Linked DNA regions of Homo sapiens: regions 1 and 2 are each linked to region 3. The links are chromatin loops, found by intact Hi-C in ENCODE. Cell type or tissue: GM12878. All regions are shown on one strand.

The links. Hi-C counts contacts between places; a loop is a spot of excess contacts. Peaks named below come from ENCODE experiments on the same cell type or tissue, not always from the same donor. Only the 100,000 strongest peaks of a DNase experiment are listed, where the experiment ranks them.
Region 1: a loop joins it to region 3, with 2.6 times the contacts of the local background. A loop is called at or near these places in 2 of 110 quality-filtered maps.
Region 2: a loop joins it to region 3, with 2.1 times the contacts of the local background. A loop is called at or near these places in 2 of 110 quality-filtered maps.

Annotation. Positions count from the first base shown.
Region 1 is chr5:100,619,055-100,627,054 of GRCh38, forward strand. No RefSeq gene overlaps it. Among named protein-coding and RNA genes, the nearest start is that of FAM174A, 88 kb to the left of the region's middle. RefSeq lists a silencer at 4,787-4,876. In GM12878, a CTCF peak has its summit at 4,868; a DNase peak (open chromatin) is centred at 4,857.
Region 2 is chr5:100,727,410-100,735,409 of GRCh38, forward strand. It overlaps the pseudogene RN7SKP62. Among named protein-coding and RNA genes, the nearest start is that of MIR548P, 85 kb to the right of the region's middle. In GM12878, no CTCF peak of the experiment used is centred here; a DNase peak (open chromatin) is centred at 4,572; H3K4me3 peaks cover 608 bases; H3K27ac peaks cover 784 bases.
Region 3 is chr5:100,824,043-100,832,042 of GRCh38, forward strand. The region is part of intron 4 of ST8SIA4 (ST8 alpha-N-acetyl-neuraminide alpha-2,8-sialyltransferase 4); the gene reads right to left. Among named protein-coding and RNA genes, the nearest start is that of MIR548P, 11 kb to the left of the region's middle. RefSeq lists an enhancer at 3,532-3,581. In GM12878, no CTCF peak of the experiment used is centred here; DNase peaks (open chromatin) are centred at 2,379, 4,209 and 4,998; H3K4me3 peaks cover 1,985 bases; H3K27ac peaks cover 4,356 bases.

The sequences.
Region 1 (8,000 bases), 200 kb before region 3:
TTTTACTATTCATAAAACATGACAGGTCAACTCAATTGGATTATGTAGGATAAAAGGGTCACTGCATAACACTGAAGAGATTTGCAGTAATATCACCACATTTGGTACCATAGTTTAATAAAAGAGCTTTTTAAGCCATTCAGATATTGTTTTAAATCCCGGTGACATTACTTAAACTCTGAGCCTCCATTTATTAAGCTGCAAAACTGAAAAGCTTTTGTCTACACTTCTAGATTGTTGTAGAACGAAGTGAGATTTTACATGGTTTTATATTTAACTAACTCTTTACTTACCTTCACCTTCTTTTCACATGTGCTCTTTAGACCTTTCCTTCCTTCCTTCTCCTTCATTGAGTGAGCAAATTCTGAATGAATCAATGAATGAATGAATGTACTATAAACCATTTAGCAGGAAACCTTTCAGAGATAATATCAAAAGACAACTTCCAAACTGGAAAAATATTGCAACGTACGTGACACTGCAAGGATTACTTTCCTTAGTATTCAAAATGATCATACAAATGGAAAACATAAAAATAGACATTGTTATTAGGAAAATGAGCAAATAATGTAAAAAGGCAATTCATAGAAGAGAAAATACATATTATCAATAAACATAATGGAATGTATTTAATATCACCAAAGGGACATTTAAATAACTTCTTACCATTCATTAGTTGCTATTAATTACTATCTATTATCCCTCCTAGATTATCTACATAGGGCCAACATAATCACAAAGGCTGGAGAGGCAGAGTTATAGGAGGTTTGTAGACATATTATTGTGTGTGTGTGAGAGAGAGAAAAAGCGAGAGAGAGAGATTTGGAGATACTATGCTGCTGACTCTGAAGATGGAGAAAAGGACCATAAGCCAAAAAATGCGGCAGCCTTTAGAAAGGCAAGGATTCTCTGTTAGAGTCTCTAGAAGAAATGAAGCTCTGCTAACACCTTGATTTTATTCCGGTAAAATTCATTTTTAACTTCTGACCTTCAGAATTGCAAGATTTTAAATTTGTATAGGTTTATGTCACTGAGTTTGTAGCAGTTTGCTAAGGCAGCAATTGGAATCTAATACAGACATCTTTATATTTCAGGCCTTTGAGACTAAAGTTAAGGGATGATTTCAAGTGCTCGGAAAGTACAGCAAATAAGGAAATATCCAGAGCATTGACAGTAGTGGAGTGATTTGCTTGTACCTGATTTATTTGGAGGCTGGAGCTACAACCTGTGCTCATCAGTGTGACTGAGAGTCCCCAGGTAGGGATTTCAGCTGCAGGCCTCTCTTGAATCAGATTCATTTTCATAAGAACAAAACAAATTCAACACAAAAAAAGAAAACATGTGAGCGCAATTACATTTTAATTTTTTTTCCTGCTAAGAATCAATGTTAAAACAATTTTACAGTTATACTCTAAACGTTTTTGCCCTGTGGTCTTGGTCAAAAAAGGACTTCTCAAGATGTCATTCTGCTGTTTCTTATTTTCTCTCCATCTCTGTCTTACATAGCAAATATGACCACTCTACAAGTCAAAACAAGATTTTTTTTGACAGTGTTGAAGTTCAATCTTCACTTTAAAAATTAAGTGGTTCTTTCTTCTTCACATCTAGTATAACTGATAATAATTATTGAAATATTATATTAGATATCGGATGTGCCCTGCTAATTTAGTTGACAGATGCAACTAAAAAATATGTTGCTTGTCTCTTCCACAGATAGTCTAATTTCACTGTGACAACAGTAACAATCAGATAGTTCAAGGCTTATAAATAGCTAGAATATATTCTAGGAAATGTTTTAGGAATAGGTAAGAAAATAAGTAACTTTAGAAGTTACAATAAAATATTATTAATTCATGCTGTCTGTGAGGTTATCAACAATTGTCAGGAAAAAGTAAAATCTATACTAATTTAAAATAAATACCAATTTGCTCATCTAGAGCATATGCCATAATTCAAACCAACCTAACAAAGTATTACTTTAGGAATCTTTAGCCATGTAATTTAATATGTATATACGGTAGATAAGACCATATAATGGCTTTAGTAAGTTTATTACTATTACCTTTATGTAATTAGATGTTTCTAGAAAATTTCAAATAGTTCGTTTATAATGACCTTTAAAGATTGTCTCTATTCTTGGGCATTAAGTTGTGCTGCCTACTAAAATGAGGTCAATTCACCCCAGGTAAAGTTCAAACCATTCCACTGAAAATTTACGTATAAATGTATGTAAGTGTATGTACATATAAATTACACATAAATGTATGTGTATGTATATAGTATACACACACAGTATATGTATACTATATATAGATTATGTATATGTGTGTGCATATTACTATATATAGTAATGGTGGATATGTAAATTATGTATGTTTGTATGTATGTATTATATACATACATACACACATATATATACACATAATTTAAATTCTAGGCAACATTTTAAAGCCACAGGAAAACATATAAACACATATACATGTATGTGATATATATAAGCATGTATACACACACACACGTATATGTATATGTATATATGTTTTCCTGTGGCTTCAAAAAGACTTCACAAATGTTGCCTAGAATTTTTAAATATGGAGAAACTATTTGAAAAGCAAATATTTTTGAACATGAAAAGGGGGAAGTAAAATCTTAATAGAGATTATGAGTGTGATCACAGCTTTAAGAAATCTGATAATCACTTTTGTAGATTTAACGTTTGCCTTCCTTCTGCTTCAACTTTTGTCCTTAAAATGTATTTGGCAGTCAGCACTGTCTCCTGTAAACAAACAAATAAACAAACCGATAGAAGAGGTTCCCTCCAGCCTTGGTGAAAGGAAGCCTGGCTGTTACACCTGAGCTGGGCTCCTCTGCTTCTCTGTGTGACAGCTAATAGCTAATTGCAGTGTCTGCCTAACGAAGAGTATAGCACTGGGAAATTATGCTCATGACAAGTAGGAAAATGATGCTAAAGCTGAGACACTTGAGAGACTATTCAGTGTGGTGCTGTGGACTTTTTTGTGTCTCCTTTATACCTGCATCCTGCATACACAATCCTCCCCAGTGACTGCAAGCATCTTGGTCTGCTTTATGTAGCATCTGATAGACACTGAACATGCTGGTTTTATCATAACAAACAAACGCTATAAAAATACTTATTCGTTCGTTCTTTTTTTTTTTTTTTTTCTGCTCCACAATTTACTACTTCAGTCTTCAGGCGCTCCTCTCTGTGTTAAGTCTATTATCACCTCTTTCAACATCCTTCACTGTCTCTAATTAGGACAGTTTGTTTTTTTTTTCACTTTATCCCTGAACTTTGCACCCTCAGCAATAGCTATGCAGTCTCTCTCTTTTTACATTGTATTATGAGTATTATGATCTATGTCTCTATTCTGGACTCTAAACTTTGTGAAGAATAGTATAACACTTGATTAATCATTTTAAGCCCAATGCCAAACATAAATAGGTGTTCACGAAAAGTGGTTTGAAGCAGGCTGAACTGAATATTACCCATTGCCATCTATTTATTTATGGTCTTACCAAAAGTATATTATACTATAGGCATTGATATTATTTTAGAATAACACTTCTGCTTCCTGGATTGGGAGAATAAATATTATTCGATTCTGAGATCAAGTCTCACAGTTTCATCGACAAGCCTGGAACTTCAGTTGCGGTCATTAAGATGGAGCCCTTCGTGTCCCCGGGAGGCGGAGCTTGCAGTGAGCTGAGATCATGCCACTGCACTCCAGCCTGGGCGACAGAGCGAGACTCTGTCTCGAAAAAAAAAAAAGATGGAGCCCTTTTGCATGGTCCATCCACTTTAGAATGTTATGAGAAATGACTGTGCAGTCAAGATTTCAATGGTAATAATGGCAGTAAGACTAACTTTAGGAACAAAAGAATTTGTTACAACGTTATTTATTGGAAGGAATTTACGGAGCTTTGGATGTTCAAGGAGAATACTGGGAAGCTTACGAAGCAAGATGAGAACAACCAAAATCCTTCCACAGTAAGGATCTGCTCATGATTCTGCCACTGCTACCACCAGCACTGGGTACTTGCAACCACACCTGCATATTTTCACCTCCACAGAACCTCTGCAAAGGAATCAGAATTTTGCTTGTTCCTTGGAATTATTCAAAGATTCAAAGTTCAAAAGGGATTGTCAAAAGTACAGGCAACAAAAGCAAAAATAGACAACTAGAATTGCAACAAACTAATAGCTTCTGCACAGCAAATGAAACAGTCACAGAGTGAAGATACAGCTTACAGAATGGGATAAAATATTTGCAAACCATATATCTGATAAAATATTAATATTCAAAATATATAAGGAACTCAACCCAATAATAAGAAAACGAACAAGCCAATTAAAAATGAGCAAATAACCTGAGTAGAAAATTTTCCAAAGGAGACATACAATGACCAACAGGTATATGAAAAATGCTAAACGTCAGTATTCATTATGAAAATGCAAATCCTAACCGCAATGGGATATCGCCTCACACCTGTTAGGGTGGCTATTATCTTAAAGATAAAATCATGTTTTTACATTCAGAATTAAGCCAAGCTACTAAACAACACAATTTTTTAATGACATTTCGAGGATTTTTTGGGGGAAAAGCTGGTTTAATATAGAAAGATAAGGACATATAAATGACTTTTGTGGAAAAAAGAAGAGAAGGATTTTCCATTTTCTTCAGAAAGAAGCTGAGTACAGGGAGGAAGTAACAACGGAAAGAAGGAGATAAAGATGTACACATGTGTAACTTGCTAGAACCAAAAAATAAAATACAGTGAAGGGAAAGTGGAGAGAAATATGACACATCGGTATGAAGTAAGCAGAGAAAGCTGCTACTTTAAGCCACTAGGAGTCACAACAGACCCAGAACTATTTTTGATGGAGGTATTAGCAGCAAGGGTGAGAAATTAATTCTTCATAGGAAGTGCAGGATGATCATAATCCAGAGGACTTTTCTAAACTAGATGTATATTAATCAGACATTGAGTTTTATATTTATAATGATGTTGGCATTATTTTCTGAACATAATTAATGATTATCAAGAAACAGAGAAACAAAGGAAGTAAGAAAAACATTAGCCGACTAACCCATTAAAACAGTACTCCAAAAATGTTCCCAAGTGTCCTCATGTAACAAATTAAACCCAGATGCCTATTTATTTTTTCTCTCACTTCATATAGATGGATAATAAAATATATTTCAAGATGAGTATTAGTATTCTGGAAAAAAGAAAAAACAGTCACCTAAAGTTTTACAATTAACAATTTTGTCTGCACATAAATCTAAGATTCTCATGATTGTTATTCGTGCTAGGAGAAGAGTATTCGAGAATTTTTTCTTAAACTTGAGAAGTCCAGATGATCAAAATATAAAAGTTATTTTATAGGTATTACCACATTAGCCTTTAAGGCAACTTGATAAATATTTGTAAAATCATTCCTCTTGAGAAATCTCATCTCCCGAATGGCACAAATGCTGGAATTCTGCCCTTTCTTACTCTCCTTAGTTGGGTATTTTTGCACAGTGCACAACCTGTATAACCGTAAGTGGCTGCTGTCTAAGTACTTTATATACTATTTCAAGGAAAGCATTATTTCCCCAACGTAATCATATTAATCCTAATCTATTAATTTATGCATAGGTAAAGATTATCATGTATCATTCATACAATAATAGCATATTTGTGCTCAACACTCTGGATGTCTTGTTTTATAAAGAAATAGTAACAGTTTTTTCAAACACTTTCTTTATAGCAGGCATTGTGGCTGGACTAAACACACGCACACGGCACATATATCATTTTGTGCATATATACTGTATATTATATACATATTATATATTATAAGTTGTATATCATATATACATTATACATGGTATATAAATTATAAATTTATAAATACATTATATATAATTGTGATTGTTATTCATGCTAGGAGAAGTGTATTTGAGATTTTTGTCTTAATTTGGGAAGTCTGGATGTTTAAATTTTTAAAATTATTTTTATAGATATTGCCACACATTTATATAGATAATTTATTTCTCAAAAAAATCCTCTGAGGATGGTAAACTTTCATATCTTGCCAAAGGAAATTTTGTATATTCTTTTCTCCCTCAAGGACATAGTTGTTCCTCAAAAAGATATTTAGAGGTACTCAGAAATTTCTAGTTACCCACATTTCTAATTGTGACTGATATTTTGATTCAATTTCTATACTGCTATTTGAGGCATGAGTGTATACTGACATTTCACCCTATTTCTGAAAAGCTGTGTATCTGTGTCAAGGAGACTGCCCCAGATTATGAATGCCTGAAACTGGAGAATGAATATATATATATATAAAATATATATTCATATGTGTGTATATAATTGTATATATGCATATTATATATACACATTCATACACACACACACACACACACACACACATATTTCATCACTCTAGGCATTTGGCTGTCTTGCTTATGCAATTCCTCCATTGTGTCTAAATACAAATTATATTTATTTCCAAAAACATACTGATGGACAAGGAAACCATCTTATTACTTGTTGATCATCAACTCATATTAGTTCCTGGGATTTAGACAAATATGTATTTCCTCTTGGGTTCTGAACAGGTTCAAGGCCAGGCTCCAAGTACCACTTTTGTTCTGCCTAGTTTCCTTCTCCATATTCTCCTACTGTTTTCTATCTTTCCCCTCCTCTCTTTCATTCCAGATCCTGTGTCCTGATGCTATCTTGGTAGCATTGTGGGAAATATAATCCATGATTATCTTTCGGAGCAACCTCTCAAAATATTTTCTTGCTAATATGAACAAATTTTAGTATATGATTATTCTAAACAACAGCGGCAATGAAAAAGTTTTCAACCACGGGTGAGAAGAGTAAAAACACAGTAGGTGATGGGCACAGAAAGCTCTGTCCTACTTATCCAATATAATGAAAAAATCCTGAAAATTTGAATTCTACATATAGCCTACATATAGACTCATCTCTTTTATATATAACCATACATTCATGATCACTAACAACATTGCAATTTCTATCATCATGAATGGAGTACATTAGTTGTAAAGTAAAACTATGACCAGAAAAGTTTCCTTTCAGACTTGAAATAGCATTCTTTCACTGCACATTTATTCAGCCTAGTAAGCCTTAGAAATAAGGTCTGCTTATTTCACAGAAGAAAAACAATTGCACCATTATCATCAATGCTGAGCCGTGAACTTCCAGAAAGCAAGTTGGATTTTACTCTACCTAATGCAGTGTCAAAATGCTGCCAGTAACATCCTGATCTCAGGATTTTTATTGCTGGTGATGATGTATAAAGTGGAAAGCACATAGCTTGGTTTTCAAATAAGTGGTTAAGCTTGCATACTGCCTGCATTATCAAAAAAACTTGGTAACAACTGAGTGAGTGTGACAGCAAAGTCACTGATGGGAAAGAAAACTGGAGCACTAAGATGTGTCAGCTTTATAGAGTCACATCTTTGGAAATACTGTACCTTGCTTCTTAAAGAGATGTTACACAGGATTTTTTTTAGGAAGGTACTATTACTTTTAAATAAAATGTAGTATTCTAAAAATTGCTTCCAGTGGAAAGTATTTGATATGTTCAAACACGTAACAAGTGACCAAAGAGTATAAATCTCCATGGCAGTAAAACATAATTAGGCTCCAATCATAACTATTTTTTTAGTAATAAGCCACAGAAGATGGAGAAATAGAAAAATTAGAAAAACTATGCTTATCTCAAAATAATTTTGTAGGAAATAATTTTCTAAGTAACATGTACTTGAATTTATATATATAATAAATTATATAATAAGCAAAATGTTATGTTCTGAACCTTTTAAAGCCTCATTGTCACTTCCTGGAGTAATAGAACAACCAGCCATAAGCAAAGTAGGCTAGAAAAATGTAGGTGAATCTAGTCATTGTTTGATTTTTTACAGACTCCCTTAAGAATAACAATTTAT
Region 2 (8,000 bases), 97 kb before region 3:
GTTAGCACATATTTTAAGAATTATAATAATCAGTTTTAATATAGAAATGATGAAATAGGCAACCTGTCTAGCAAGTATGTATCAAAATATTTCAAGATCCTGGAAAATATGTAAACTTTTGACCCAGGTATTTCAATTTTTAACTGTAATAATAATTTCCAGAAGATGTTGCAGCAAAGTTATAAAATGATATAGACAAAGAATATATGGGCAAGGCAAATCTATGCCCAGTTTAGAAAAATAATCTCTTTGATTAAATAGGGCATAATTCAATATATACTACGTTATTCTTAACAAAGACAATCAGTGGACATATATAGCTATGTATATATTCAAATATGAACATGAGAATATTTTGCTTTATGATTTTATGGTTATTTCAATTCCACATTGTTATTTTTATTAACATTTGTCTTTATTTTGTGTAAGTAGAAATATAATGTATGTTAGCTGTAAAAAATATTGAAAATACAGCATCAGAGAGAAAATGTACCAAAGAAAAGATAAAACCTTCTGTTTTAATTTTAAGTTAACTTTGCACTATGAAATATATATATGTACATACATATATATACATGTATATATGTACGTACATGTATATACATATATATGCACATGAAAATGTATATAAATACATACATATATCTACATGTAATTGTATTTAATTTTAAGTTAACTTCGCACTATGAAATATATATGTATGTACATATATACATGTATATATGTACATACATATATAAATATAAGGATAATGTATTATATATAATATAAAATTATGTACATATATGTATATACATATATATGCACATGAAAATGTATATATGTACATACATATATGTACATGTAATTATATTTAATTTTAAGTTAACTTCACACTGAAATATATATGTATACACATATATACATGTATATGTGTATACATATATAAATATAAATATTATATATATAATATAAAATTATGTACATAATACATATACATGTATATATATATTTCATAGCGCAGTTAACTTAAAATTAAATATAATTATATATAATTGTATATACTTTTATATATAATTTTATATAAATATATAAATTATATATAAATTTTATATAAATATATTCTATATATTATATATTATATTATATATAATATTTATATATGTATATACATATATACATGTATGTATGTACATACATATATATTTCATAGTGTGAAGTTAACCTAAAATTAAATATAATTATACATAATTTTTTATTATATAATATTTATATTTATATATTATATATAATATATATTTATATGTTTATATATAATAATATATATTTATATGTTTATATATAATAATATATATTTATATATTATTTATAATATATTATATACAATTATATATATAATTTTAACAGTTTTATATAAATAATATAATATATAGAATTAAATATATATAATTTTTATGTAAAAAATTATATATATAATTTATATATTTTTTATATATAAAAATTATATATATATAATTTCCTACCCATTTGGAAATATTTTATTTGGAATTCTGACATTGGATTTGTTACATGAAAATGACTTTTGGATTTTTCTAAGTGGTATCTTATACAGTCTGTTTAGATAGATAACATTTTGAAATTTTCCTACATCTTGGTCTGCTTAGGTAGACATTTGACTGATACATGAATATAGACATTTTTATCTATGATTTTGTTACTGAGCTTTCTTCAAACTGTTTAAATAGTTTGGTGGTAGATTGAAAGTAGAATGAGACCTCATGTGCATGTTTGTCTCCAGAACCCTCGCCAGAGCATATTTAGGGGAAATAATATTTTTTAGGAATTTTAGCTTCTTCTATTGTTTATTCTATCTGTAAATTTGACTTATCTGAAAATAAATTGAGAATTTAATCCAAAACAGACTTTAATGGAGGTTTTCAGTGTGAGATTTGTCTTCCTCACTCCTTTTCTTCTTTTTCCTTCATTATCCCTGTTTCTCCTCTCTGCATTTCTCTCCCTCCCTCTTCCTTTTGCATGCATTCAACTACTTATAGTAAACATACACCACGCACCAAGTATTGTGATAGGAACAAGGGGTATAAATATGAGCAAGGCAGTTTTGATCTGTCCTGCCAAAGCTTAGAATGTTTGATTTTAAAACAAGCATTTACATTAAAGTGTGGTAAGTGATACAATAAAGAAAGAACAGAATGTTGAGGAAATACCTAGTAGTGTCTCTTAATACAGTTGAAAGTAAGGAATATTACTCAAGGAACAATGTCTACAAAAAGTGATATTACGGCTAAAAGTTAAAGAATCATTACAAGTTAGGCAGACAGTATTACTACTCTACAGGAATGGAGTCAGTTGCTTATCTAGGTTTTTACCCCATTATATTGTTGGCTCCTTTTTGCATGCTCAGTACCTACCAAAGTATCTGGCACACAGATGTTGTTGAATAAATGTTTGATTAATTAATGCAGAAATATAAAAATGAATACTATCTTGATAAAGCACTATTTGATATATTTGTTTGTAAGTGACACAATGAAGAAAACAACATGGATTTCCAGAAAAATTAATACATCATCTAAATTCCAACTGCTAATCTTAGGTTCTCCATTTTCTACTGTTTTGTTGTTTCTTCTCTTTTTTTAATTTTTAATATTTTATCCCTATTATTGGACCCAAATCAGCATACATTTGATTTTAAACTTGACTTAACATAATTTATTAAAACTTCAATACTTCTTCAAATTTGAATGACTTATTTTATGTATAATTATGTAAAACTACAAACTTGTAAAATCTTCTGAGTTAACACTGGCCATTTACTTTTGCCTATAGAGAAATTAGTCCAGTAAAAGTCAACAGCAGCATATAAAGAAATTGCCAAAATGCTTGAGTATTAAATAACTACCTTGGGTATTGCTTAAGAAAAACCTGCATTCTCAATTCAGCATGCATATGGAATATATGCAAATTTATCTTGTTTTCTGTAGAGACCATTTAACTAAAGAAGAATGAAAATAATTTAAAAACTTACTCAAAATTCATCTGGTAATATGAGCATATAATACATATGAAGTCATTAGACTAATAAATTCATAAGTAAAAAATAATAAGTAAGCTAGAAAACAACAATGCTAATTGATATAAAACACCAAGGCAACAGAGTATTTAAAATGTCATTCAAAGTTGTTGGAATGTGGTTAAGAAAATGAGCTTCAAGATCTAATTAAGAACTAAGCCCAACATGATCCCATAAGTATTTTTATGCTTGAGATGAATATTGGAAATTTGTTTATATTAGTTCAAATTGGTCTAGTATCTCATTTCCTTGTTATTGCATATTCTCAATTATCTGAGAGCTTAAATGTAGGAAAAGGAACGGTGAAACCCCGTCTCTAATGAAAATACAAAAAATTAGCCGGGCGTGGTGGGGGGCACCTGTAGTCCCAGCTACTTGGGAGGCTGAGGCAGGAGAATGGCATGAACCCGGGAGGCGGAGGTTGCAGTGAGCCGAGATCGCCCCACTGCACTCCAGCCTGGGCGACAGAGAGAGACTCTGTCTCAAAAAAAACAAAAAACAAAAAACAAAAAACAAAGGTGGAAAAAGGACATAATTTAATCAATACTTTCAAACATATCTTCCAAACCAAGTTAATTATGGAAAACTTCAGAGGCAAATATCTATGCTTTCTATCAAACTTTGAAAAGAAGGAATCTAGTTTGCTTCAAAAAACAGAACTGTATTTTGCTGAATAAACCAAGTTATTTTCAGGAAACAGAATATGTAACACTCACAAACACTGAAACACACACAAGAAGTGGCACGTCATATTTTAGAAAATTAAAATATGTACAAAATTAGTCTTTTGTAAAAATTAGCTCCTTGATAAAACTTGGAATTTTCAGGAAGGGTTTTTAGAATTTCAATATTTACTTGCTTTAATTCTTGTGCTCTTGTCATTTAAATAGGATAGTGAACTATAAAAGTTCAACTTAAGAACACAAATTAATACCTTACCAAAAAATAGTATATTAACTATTATCCTCATATAAATTAGATATCCTCGTTTAAATCAACTATCTTCACATTCTCATCTAATTTGTATTATTTGATAAAATTTATAGAACATGATAACCTAAATAAAAATGCAAAGGGGAAAAAGATACATAGAGGTATATTATAATTTATGAAAAAGTCGATAACACTTTTTTAACCTAAAATATACTCAAGTTGAATTATCCTTGCCACTCTGTGGCAGAATATATAGTGTAGAAGAAACAGTGCAGAAAAAGGAGATCATGAAAACAGATGTTGGAAGGGTAAATTGGAATAATCTTCCAGATCATTCACTATCAAATATATTTTCAGAGCTTCTCTCTAAAGGAAATAGACATGGGATCATATTCTCCAAGTACATGAATGTATCCATTATAGGAACACGGACTCCTAGCACAGCCACCCTAGAATGGAGAGTCAAGTAGTCCCGTGGTTTAGAATTTGTGCACTGATGGGAGAAGACAGGGACAGGAAGAAGAAAGAGCAGCCTTTCTAACTGATCTGGCTGCTATGTGGTCCAACCGTGTTTAAACAGAAAGTGCAAGGTAAACAAGATTTTTGTGGTTTCACTTTGATGGAGGAGTACCTCTCTTCTATTTCTGCTAAAATTCTCAATCTCTGTCGAGTAGAAAATCACCGGTTTCTGTGGAAGTAGTTAAAAATGCACGAAGGTGCTGAACACACAAACAAGCAAAAATAACAGAATATCACAATACTCTTAAATACAAAATAACTGTATTTCTACACACTATCAATAGAAGTTGAAATGTTAAAAATACCATTTAAAGTAACATGAAAATTATGAAATATGTAAAATACATATTTTTAAAGATGTAAGATGACTACATGTTGAAAACCATCAAAAATAGCTGAGAAAAAATGTTAAAGACCTGCATAAATGGAGAAGTACATTATGTTCACAGGTTGAAGATTCAGTATTGTTAAGCTATCAGTTGCTCTCAAATAGAACCATAGATTCAATACACAATCCCAAGTGAAAAAAGCAGCAGTTTTCTAGTATAAATTTATAAGATTGTCCTAAAATTTATACAAAAATTCAAAGAACCTACAATTACCAAAAGAGAGTTTGAAAAAGAGGAGTTAAATTGGAAGATGAACACTGACTGATTTTAGGAATTATTATAAAAGTACAATAAACAAGACAGTTTGGCATTGAGATAATGAATAAAAACTTGACTATTGGAACAAAATACAAAATCCAGAAAAAGAACCAAGAAATTGACAACTTCTTTTCAACAAAATTACAAAGACAATTTAGTGAAAAAAAGATAGTCTTTCAGTAAATGTTACTGAAACCATTGGAAATCCTTAAGTTAAAATAACCTGACTTAAATCCATAACTCATACCATATACAAACATTAACTCAAAGTGTGTTATAAACTTGAAGATAAAACTTACAATTGTAAGACTTCTAGAAGAAAACATAGGACATTTTTAGGACCCAGGGATAGGCAAATATTTCTTAGATATGATGCCAAAAGCATTATCTACAAAATAAAATATTGATAAATGTAGTTTCTTTAAAATTAAAAAACGTTCCTTTACTAACACCATTAAGAGAATGTATTAATAAAGGCAGGATGTGAAGGCGATCTGGCTGTGACATCTGTCACCCCATTGATCATCAGGGTTGATTTGGCTGACGTAGCTGGCTAGGTGTGTGTCCCCTTCCTCCCTCACTGCTCCATGTGCGTTCTTCCTGAAGCTGCATGCTTGGCAGAAGAGGACAACCATCCTTGATAGAGGAAGATGCGTCTTCTGTCAAGGGTATACGAGTAGCTGTGCTCCCCTGCTAGAATCTCCAAACAAGCTCTCAAGGTCTATTTGTAGGAGGACGTGGGTAATAAGGCTTCCAAGACTCCAGACACATCCCAATGAGGCACTGGATGAGGCAGCAGTCTACCTTTGTGTGTGTGTATACACACACACACACACACACACACACACACACACACACACACGAAAGGCATTGAGAAAAATACTTTTAATAATATATATGAAAAGGATGAAAAGGGATTTATATCCAGAATAAAGAGCTTTCAAAACTGAATAATATTACACAACTAAGTGAGCAAAATATTTTAATAGATTTTGCATCAAAGAAGATATGTGGATGGAAAATAAGCACAAGAATAAATGTTGAATATCATTGGTTACACAAATTAAAACAACAGTGATGTATAACTGTGCACCTGTAAGAATTGCTAAATTTAGAAAGAAGAGACATGATGAGTGTTGACAGTGATGCAGAGGATCTAGAACTTTTACATACCACTGGTGCAATGTAAAGTACTACCTAACTTTGGAAAGAATTTGGCACTTCCTTAAAAAGTTAAACATAAACCTTATATAGGATCCAGCCATTATGCTCTTTAGTATTTACCCAAGGGAATGACAGCACATGTCCCAAACTGCTATGAACATACATGAATGTTCATAGCAGAATGTTCATACATGTAATAGCCTTAAATTAGAAACAATTTTAATAGTCATGAACAAGATACACTTTCATAGAAAAAATTAATAATTACCACTTTTAAAATGGGCTATATCTTTTGCATGTTTCACCACTTAAAACAATAAATCCCTTGGGTTTAATGTATGGATGCCACTTCAAATCTGTAATTCCAAGTATATTGGTCTTTCCATTTGATCATGACGCTACCTCAGTACAATAAACTTGAAGTTAAGAAATTAGTGATATTAGTTATTCCAGAGAATTAAGAAAAAAATATATATCTGAAGCCTAAAAATAGGTAAATGCAAATTCTTTTTGTCAAATACAACAAAGAGAAATACTGAAGCTTGAGCTTGAACTAATTTCCTGATCAATATCAGTAAATCTCAAATCATCAGGAAAAAGTTTAAGTTTTTGAAGAAGTCTCCATTTAATTAATCACTCATTAATTTATTCAACATATATTTATTGAGGCTCTATATGTGTCAAATACTAAGTAAGTACTGAGGACACAGCAGTGAATCAAACTGATAAATATACCTCCTCTGTGATGCCACCTGGTCAGGGAAAGTGATGGTAAATAGACAAGGAGGGTATGGAGTATATAAGATGGTGCAGTGGAGAAATATAAAGCAGGGAAAGGTAAAAAGGAATGTTGTGTAGCCAGAGGAGTCTTCACCTGTGCAGAGAAGCTATGAGTAAAAATATAAAGCCCAACTTCAGAAGCAGGTGGAGCCAATGTGCAGAGGGAGACAGACAAGAGGAGACCCACCTCCCAAACAACACAGAGTAACAAATTGCTCACTTTCTAGGACATGGAAGGTCAGGTTTTATTTCCTCAGTTGAATTTACTGAAATATCTCAGGGTCCTAAAATAAGCCCCCATTTTAACTAAAGCCAAATTTTGTAAACAGGGAGCTTAGTGAAAGGGTGAGATTCTCCTCCATGTATCACTTGCTAAAACACTCTTCTTCGTGTTCCTTAAGAACCTTATATATTCCCCTGTTAGTCTTATCACAGGGCACAATAATACCCCGTGTATGAATTGACATCCTCCATTAGACTGCATTTAGCAATTTGCATCCCTCAGAGACCTTTTTTATACCACAGTAATTTCTAAAGAATTGCTAGTGGCCCTGAGGTCTTATTTCAAATTCCACTAACAATGGTGAAGTTTCACAGTCAAATGGAAAGAATATCATACATGGAATCAGATAAATCAAATTTGTGTCCCATACTGCCATTGACTAGCTTTCTCAGTCTTGCTTAACTTCTCTGAGCCATACTATCTTTATCTGTAAAAAGGGGTAATGCGAAAGCCTATTTCACTGATGTTCACTTTCTTTGAGGATTAAATGGAAAAATGTATACTGCCACCTCTAGAGAGGTAATTTAACTGATCTGATCCAGGACCTGAGCTTCAGAACTTGAAAAATACAGTGATCTCTGAGTGAGTCAAATTACAGCTGGAA
Region 3 (8,000 bases):
TTCAAGAGGAATATTTCCATAATAAAGCCTCTCTAATCACTTGTTTGATGATTGGTTCTACTTGGGCAAAAAATCTGAAGAAAGGCAATCTGTGGGAGTTGGTTTACGAAGAAATGTACAGTATTATTGACCATCTGTTTCTATTTTAGTACATTCATGTAATATTGTTTTGTATGATGACTCAAATTTCATGTATAAACTGCTAAAATGCATGTAATACCTGTAGAGTGCAGAAGGCAAGAGAAGAATCTAGGGTATATAGAGGTTCAAAAAGAAACTATAGAGTGCTAGAGTATAAACTGCATTAAAATATTGGGGAAATATTAAGTTTAAAATATTAAGAAACCTCACATTGTATCTCTAATGGGGTTACTTAACTAAAAGACAACTGAAATAGCTCAGTTGCTATCTTAATTCTTTCTTTGGAAGAAGGCTATGAATCCATAAAATTTATGGGAACTCTTTAAGGGATATCCAGAGGATCCTACATTTTGAACATTCATGAAAAAAAAAGGCTTTTTATTTTTGGTCTAACAATTGTGTATCAAAGCAAACTCAGGAACTAAGGAACTCTGTTATATATCTCTAAGGAATTTTAAATTATAGCATCTGAAAAAAAAGGTGGAGGGGGGCAAGGTAAGCCATCCCATTCAGTTCCTTAATCAAATAAGAAAATACACCTAATGAGTTCCTCCAATGGCTGCCTACACAAAAGATTTAGTTAATAAGATCCTTAGGTCAGGCACAGTGGCTCATGCCTGCAATCCCATCACTTTGGGAGGTTGAGGTGGGAGGGTCCTGGAGGCCAAAGGTGTGAGACCAGCCTGGGCAACATAGCAAGACCCTGTCTTGACAAAAAAAAAAAAAAAATAGCCAGCAGTAGTGGCATACACCTGTAGTCTTAGTTATTGGAGAGGCAGAGGTGGGAGGATAACTTGAGCCCAGGAGTTTGGGGTTACAGTGAGCTATTATCATGCCACTGCACTCCAGCCTGGGTGACAGTATGAGACTATCTCTAAAAAAGTAATAAAAATAAGAGATTTTACCAGATTGTTAGAACCAATGATTATTCACTGTCAGAGAAACATACAGATTCCTAGAGTGGGATATAAGTAGAAGAAGTATAATAAATACAGTTGTTTTGATTGGGTTCAAATCATATTATTTAATTTATTTTGCAATTCTAAATATTGCTAAAGATAGACATGAGATTTCATGTGTATTTATTTATTTATTTAATTATTTATTTTTTGGAAGCAAGGGTTAAAGAAACTTTGAGGATGGTCTATGATTCTACTGAATTATATTTTATATATTAACATTAAACTTCCTATATCAGTGATGTTGAAATTAAGTAATGAGCACAGAAATAAGAAGTGCATTAGTGTCTGCCTAGGATAGTTGACATTTTTGTTATCAAATTCTGTCTGTAGCATATGAAGTTTTCAAATTTGCAAGTGTTCAATAATTAAGATTTATTCCAGACCAACTGCCAATTAGATTGTTCTCATAGACTTTAAAGAAAGCGAAGGATACTCAGTTTGATTGCTCTTTCCACTGCAAGAATTATCAGGTCAGAAACAGGCTCTGAAAGTGCAGGACCATAACTGAACTCTGGACATTAAGTGGCGTTTTAGGTCTGGCCACTGGCTATTGTAAGGAAAATATATATTATTTATGAATAGGCTATCGATATATAAATAAATGTACCTTTTCTAGCCATATAATTAAGGTCTGTCTTAGGTAGATATTTTTGTCATTATTTACCTAACCTGTAGCTTGTAGAGAGATTATTCACCTAATTTGTAGCTTGTAGAGAGCTTATCCTAACACCAAATTGTCAGTAATGCTTAATTTGACTTGCCTATATTAGGGTCAAAAAATACAATTATAATTTATATAATTACATAAAATACAATTCAGCAGAGCAAACACATCCTTGTCAAGGGGATAGCTCATTTCTTTCTCTTTTAACATTTCACCAGCTCTTACTGTATTTCCAGAATTCTAGTTCTTTTGAAGAATGTTCTTACTGGATAGAAACACAGGCAACCTGATGAACTTTTGGTTGGTTTGGAGCAACTTAATTTTTTTTTATTATTATGTGGTTCTATAGAATAAAGAAATTGGAACTATATGGCAATGCTAAATAATGATCTTCCAGTATTTCTTGCCACACACCCTGGCCAGTTCCCCTATTCGTTGTTTCTTCTCTATATTTAAGAGCTGACTACATATGCCAATGTGGGAAAACATTGCTCCTTTTCAAACAGAAGTTCTACTTAAGTTTCAATTTCCAGTTGATTCATCAAAACAAAGCTGGTTCAGAAAGGGGAAAAATTACAAATTGCTTACATCTGTTCAATGTAAAACATTATTCATAATCTGCCAGTGATGATGGCTAAGCCATCTGGGGAATATGATAGGTACTTGGGGCCAAAAAAAAATACGAAAACAAAAATCACAGTGCAATGAAGAAGTGACAAGTGTGAAGGTCTGAAGGTTATCCTGTAGTTCAGTTATGGCTTTCAGGTATTTGGGGATATGCAAGTTCTAAATTTATACGTGAACAAACTGGAAACACTTATATACTTAACATTTTCACATAACAAGCCTGAATATACTTGTTAAATTAATGAATTATTAAAATCAAGAGTTTCTGAGAAAAACAAGTGAAACAAATTGTTACAGGGTATCATTAGGTAATATATCATTTCATTCTAATTAATAAAGTAAATATCTATATGAGTGTCCTATTCAGAATAGTTATATAACATGTATAGTTATATGTTGTATATTATATTTACATAAACAATTATATATAATACATTAATACATCGAATCCTATCTGTAAATGTATATAACACATATGTAAATATATATATTCAGTTTTCTATTCAGATATATGTGTGTGTATATACACACACACACACACACACACACATCCCATAGGAAGGAAATTTCCTCCCCAAGTTTTTGTTACCACTTATTTGGGCACACTTGTAGGGTGATACACGTTAATTCCTTATTAGAAAAACACTTATAAAATCACTAATTATATTCACTGGGCTTCTCCTGACACTAATGGTACAAGTCAGAAGTTTTGAAGTTCTATTATAAATATGTTGCTAGCACTATACATTTGTCAGAGTGTTGAAGAGAATAAGTTCAATATCAAGAAATAAATATAAAATAACTTAAATCTACGTTGTGAAAACATCTCTTTTTCAGATGTGTCATGGATAATCTATAACAATTTTGTCTTCATTAAGGAAAAAGGACAACTGGATATCTTAACTCTGTATGGCTTACAAATGTTCCCTGCCCCTCTCACATGAAAACTAAGAAAATTATGCCTTCAGAAAATGCTCAGCAATCAGAGATGAGAAGAGGTACTGGGGTCACTTGCACACATCTGCATATTTAATATGGACCATCCTGCTGAAAAAACTCACATTCAAATATGACTAGAGCTGCTGTGCATTTGTATTCATTCCACCATGGAAACAGTTTGAATGCTTTTCTCTGGAGACTTATGTATCTCAGTGACAGCTGCATTGCCACAATATGCTGAAGTGCTCATCTTGACAGGTCATATCCTGGATTTTACATTCTGAATGGCAGCTGGGATGCCAGAGTGTTTTCTCACAGTGGGTGGGTCCTGTATTTAATCAGGCACTCCCTGGCTTCAGAGACAAACTGCACGTGTGGTCATAGGCAACTCTAAGAAATCCAGGATGTATCTTTGTCACTCTAGTTCCTCCCTAAATAGCACTGACATTCACAGCAACAATCTACGGCTCTACAAGAACAGGGCAAAGTGCATTTTAAGATCACAGATTTCCTATGTTTTATTGTAGCACTTTGCCCTGATGCCATGTGCAACATCAGTACTGTACACTGTTGATAAACACTGGTTAAGTAATTCAAATTTCAAACTGAAATCTATTTCTATATCCACTTAGCTATGCATATACAGAATGTATATACTGAAGCAAAAATAAAACACTCTAATTTACAGTTCTGGGACATCTCACTAATCAGAGCAAACCTGCGATTGCAACTACAAAAACATGAGTCCACTACCATTCACTGGAAAGTAAATTACCTGTCCTGGGAGAGCCTGGGGTTCTGGGGGAGTTTTCACTTCTCGGGTTCATTACACACTGGGGCCTGCATAAACCAACTACCGTGTAAAACCCTAATGAGCTGATGAGTAATAAATTGATACGTGCTGAAATAAGGAACATTTTTGTCAGCCTTTCAGAGTTCCTCTTTTGTGCCAGGCAAGCAGCTTTCCAAAACATTCACTCATAGCTCCCTGAGAAAGCAACTTTCCGGTACTCCTTAGGGTCAGTGTGCTTTTTGCAGGCTCCAAGCTCCACTTTTCCTTCTCTGAGACCTCAAAAAGCAATACCTCTTTGAAAATCCCTCAAAGTGGCTCATTATGGATCAAAAGCTTTTCTGTTAGACAGAAACATAGGTTGGATTTAAGATTTCTAATCACGTCTTTGCTAAAAGGCTCCTCTCAGGCCAAAAGTTGATTTTGCCCTGGATTTCCTCACTCATGGGACCCCATAGACATCTCTAGGGCTATTTCCCTTGCCTAAACCTGCACTTTGCCTCTAGAAAATTTAGGTAGAAAGGGCTTAGAATTCTAGAAGAGGATCAGAAGACTGTGTGGGATGTGGAAGATCCTTAGTCTTGAACAAGCATTGGTTCAAGTCAAAAGAGGTAAACTACTATTTTTTAATACTATTTTTAAGTAAGCAAGGGAAGAGTTCCGTTTTTTTTCAAAGGCCCATATTCCTGGGAAATTTTCTCAGCAGGTCTGAGACTGAGAAGAATTTTCATTAGCTTAATTATTGCAGCCAGGAAAAGAACAAAGACTTGTCAAATGACTCACTATGAAATAACGACGAATTCTGATGCAGGCAATATTTGAGCTCAAAACACAGCCCAGTGACCTATAAAAACAGTGTGGGAATAGTCATTTGTAGGTGTAGGAATATTCGCAAGTCACATATCTTTACCTATAAACTGCGAATATTCTGCGCATAGGAGCATCAGTGTGTATTCACGCTTGCTCTCACCTCACTGCCATGCTCTGCTCTCTTGGGCTAATTGCCAAGAGAATCCCAGCGAACAGTACCCAGTGAGCCCCTACAAAGCGGTGTGAGCTATGCAGTCTTCCCCAGCACTGTCTCTCTCTCCCCTCCAAATAGTTATCTATCGGTTTGATCACAAAAGATTCTTTGTCTTTTGGTCTCTCATGGATTAGAAATTTAAACTCAAACCTTTTTCAAATACAAGCACCTATATATTATTTGATCTATTTTTTCCCTTCACTCCTCCCAACTATTACCTAAATGCTTTGATAAATCTTTTCATTTACTTGAACTTTTTTCCTTTGCCTGAATTCTATTTTAGAGTAATAAAGATTGAAACAATAGGATATTGACAGTGATATATCTATAATAGGGGAAAGGAAAGTCATAAGTTACAGTAGACATAATAAAGTACTTGTTGTGTATAACCTCTAAAATTCTCGAACACATTCAGATCCTTTAGAATTACTACATGTCGGCCGGGCGCGATGGCTCACACCTGTAATCCCAGCACTTTGGGAGGCCGAAGCGGGTGGATCACGAGGTCAGGAGATCGAGACCATCCTGGCTAACACGGTGAAACCCCGTCTCTACTAAAAATACAAAAATTAGCCGGACGTGGTGGTGGGCGCCTGCAGTCCCAGCTACTCGGGAGGCTGAGGCAGGAGAATGGCGTGAACCCGGGAGGCGGAGCTTGCAGTGAGCCGAGATCGCGCCACTGCACTCCAACCTGGGCGACAGAGCGAGACTCCGTCTCAAAAAAAAAAAAAAAAGAATTACTACAACACTTCTATCTAGCAACATATTCTTCTGTAAGGAAAAATGATCTTTCCAAAGCATAATTAAACAACATAAAGAGATAAGTCTTTATTTATTATTTATGTTTCATTTTTAAGAGTATACTCATGTTATTTTTGCAATCTTTGGTCATAAATGTGCCACACTGAAGATAAAATACTTATGTGGCTCGCTCTAAGACTTTAGCAATCGCTTGCAAAACTGTTGAAGACCTGTTACAAGGGGCAAGTAAGTGAAAGGGAATAGAGTTTACAAGACATTCTGTGCAATAATTATGGGTGTAGACTCTGGAGCCAGACCGATGAGTTTCAAAGCCTAGTGTTACCACTTACTATGTGAGCTGGTATAAGATATTTGATTTCATTGTGCTTTATTTCATCGTCAATAAAATGGGAATATTATTTACCTTATAGAGTTGTTATGGAGACCAAATAAAGTAAAATTTGTAAAGTGCTTTAAGTAATGCCTAGCACATAATTAGTACTGTAGTATTTATCGTTGAATAAAACAGCCAGTAGTTTCCTATCTGGATTTCAAATTTTTAAAGCCTAATCCATTTCTAAGTTAGAAACTGTCATATGCAGCAGATATCCGTATACATCAAATATTTTATTCTTCCGAATTCAAGTTACCTCTATAAACCGTCAACAGACTTATTTTATGTGTTATAATATTTCTGGATGGTAATATATTGTAATAACTTCATGAGTTCAGGCAAGCAGTCAAGGACACACCATCAAGAATGGTATGGCAACTGATTATTGTATAACTTAGACAAAGATATTATTTCAAATGGTTGCATTATATTTGTCTATGTGTGTGCATAAATGTACAAATATGCAAGAAATATATGTGTGTAAGTACAACTAAAATTAATTTTTAAAGGATACAAGCAAATAATTTCTACAGGAGATTCAGTAATCATATCTATTTATGTAACTATACTTGCATATGACTTCAAATATAAATATTATGTTTTATTATGTTTACTTAGAATTGGTAAAGCACAGTATAACCAATGCATTCTTAAAATTAGACCTATAGCTTCTCAAAATAAAACCTATTACACATACATATAGGACTTATAATAAATGTCCAGTGACAACTCTCTTCAATAGTATTAATTGAAATTGAAATAGCTAGCTTGCCAGAGGTAATTAGTTACATTATATAATTATATTTGTCTACCTAAATTAACTTTTTGAATTATTTCTTTTCTCATTATTGCTTCTGTTCTCCATTGACCACTTAATTTTGAAGGAACTACTGTTCTCCAGGTACTTGGCTGGTGAACAGGCCCAGATGAGAAAAGACATAGTCCTTACCCTGGGGTGACTGACAGTCTCTATCCCATAACTAAGGCCCAGGTAGCTGTTTACTGAACCACAAAAGGACTGTATAAAATGCCTTGCAGGTGCCACATCAAGACAATCTCCAAAATGTAACTATAAAAAATACTAAAATTATACCTTGAGACATAAAACATTTATCAATTCTAAAACTTCCCACCTGGATTCTTAACCAGATTTTTTTTAATTCTTTTTGAGGCACAATTCTTTTCATCTTAAAAAAAGACTTATAAAACCTACTTATGATGATTCAATGATAAAATAAATGTTCAATAAATGGAATTATTATTACTACCATTGTTTTTCCTTCATGCAGAGACACAACTCTTCTTCAGCATATTTTCTCATCTCCATTGTGTTTCATGAAATTCATTTTTCTTTCATTCTCCACTATCTCTGCTCCACTGAAATTATTGTCCATCAGGCCCAATGCATAGAGCTAAAATGCTCCTATATGAGTTGGGTCTGATTATCTCTGAGGGTCAGGGGGCTCAAAAAATATATATTTTTTAAAAATTTTCTTTATCTAACTCGAACTAACTTTTCTACAATTGGTTTGTGTTATGGGGAGAGGGGCTGGAAAGGTGACACAGGAATTGAGAAATGATGGGAATCTACATATTGTATGCAAGTCAAAAATACTTGAGTATACTCCCAGAATCTAGAACCATAACTTTATTTAAAATATTGGTTCTAGGAAATATTTAGAAGGAAGGAACTTACCTATGAATTCTAAAGAGAATCT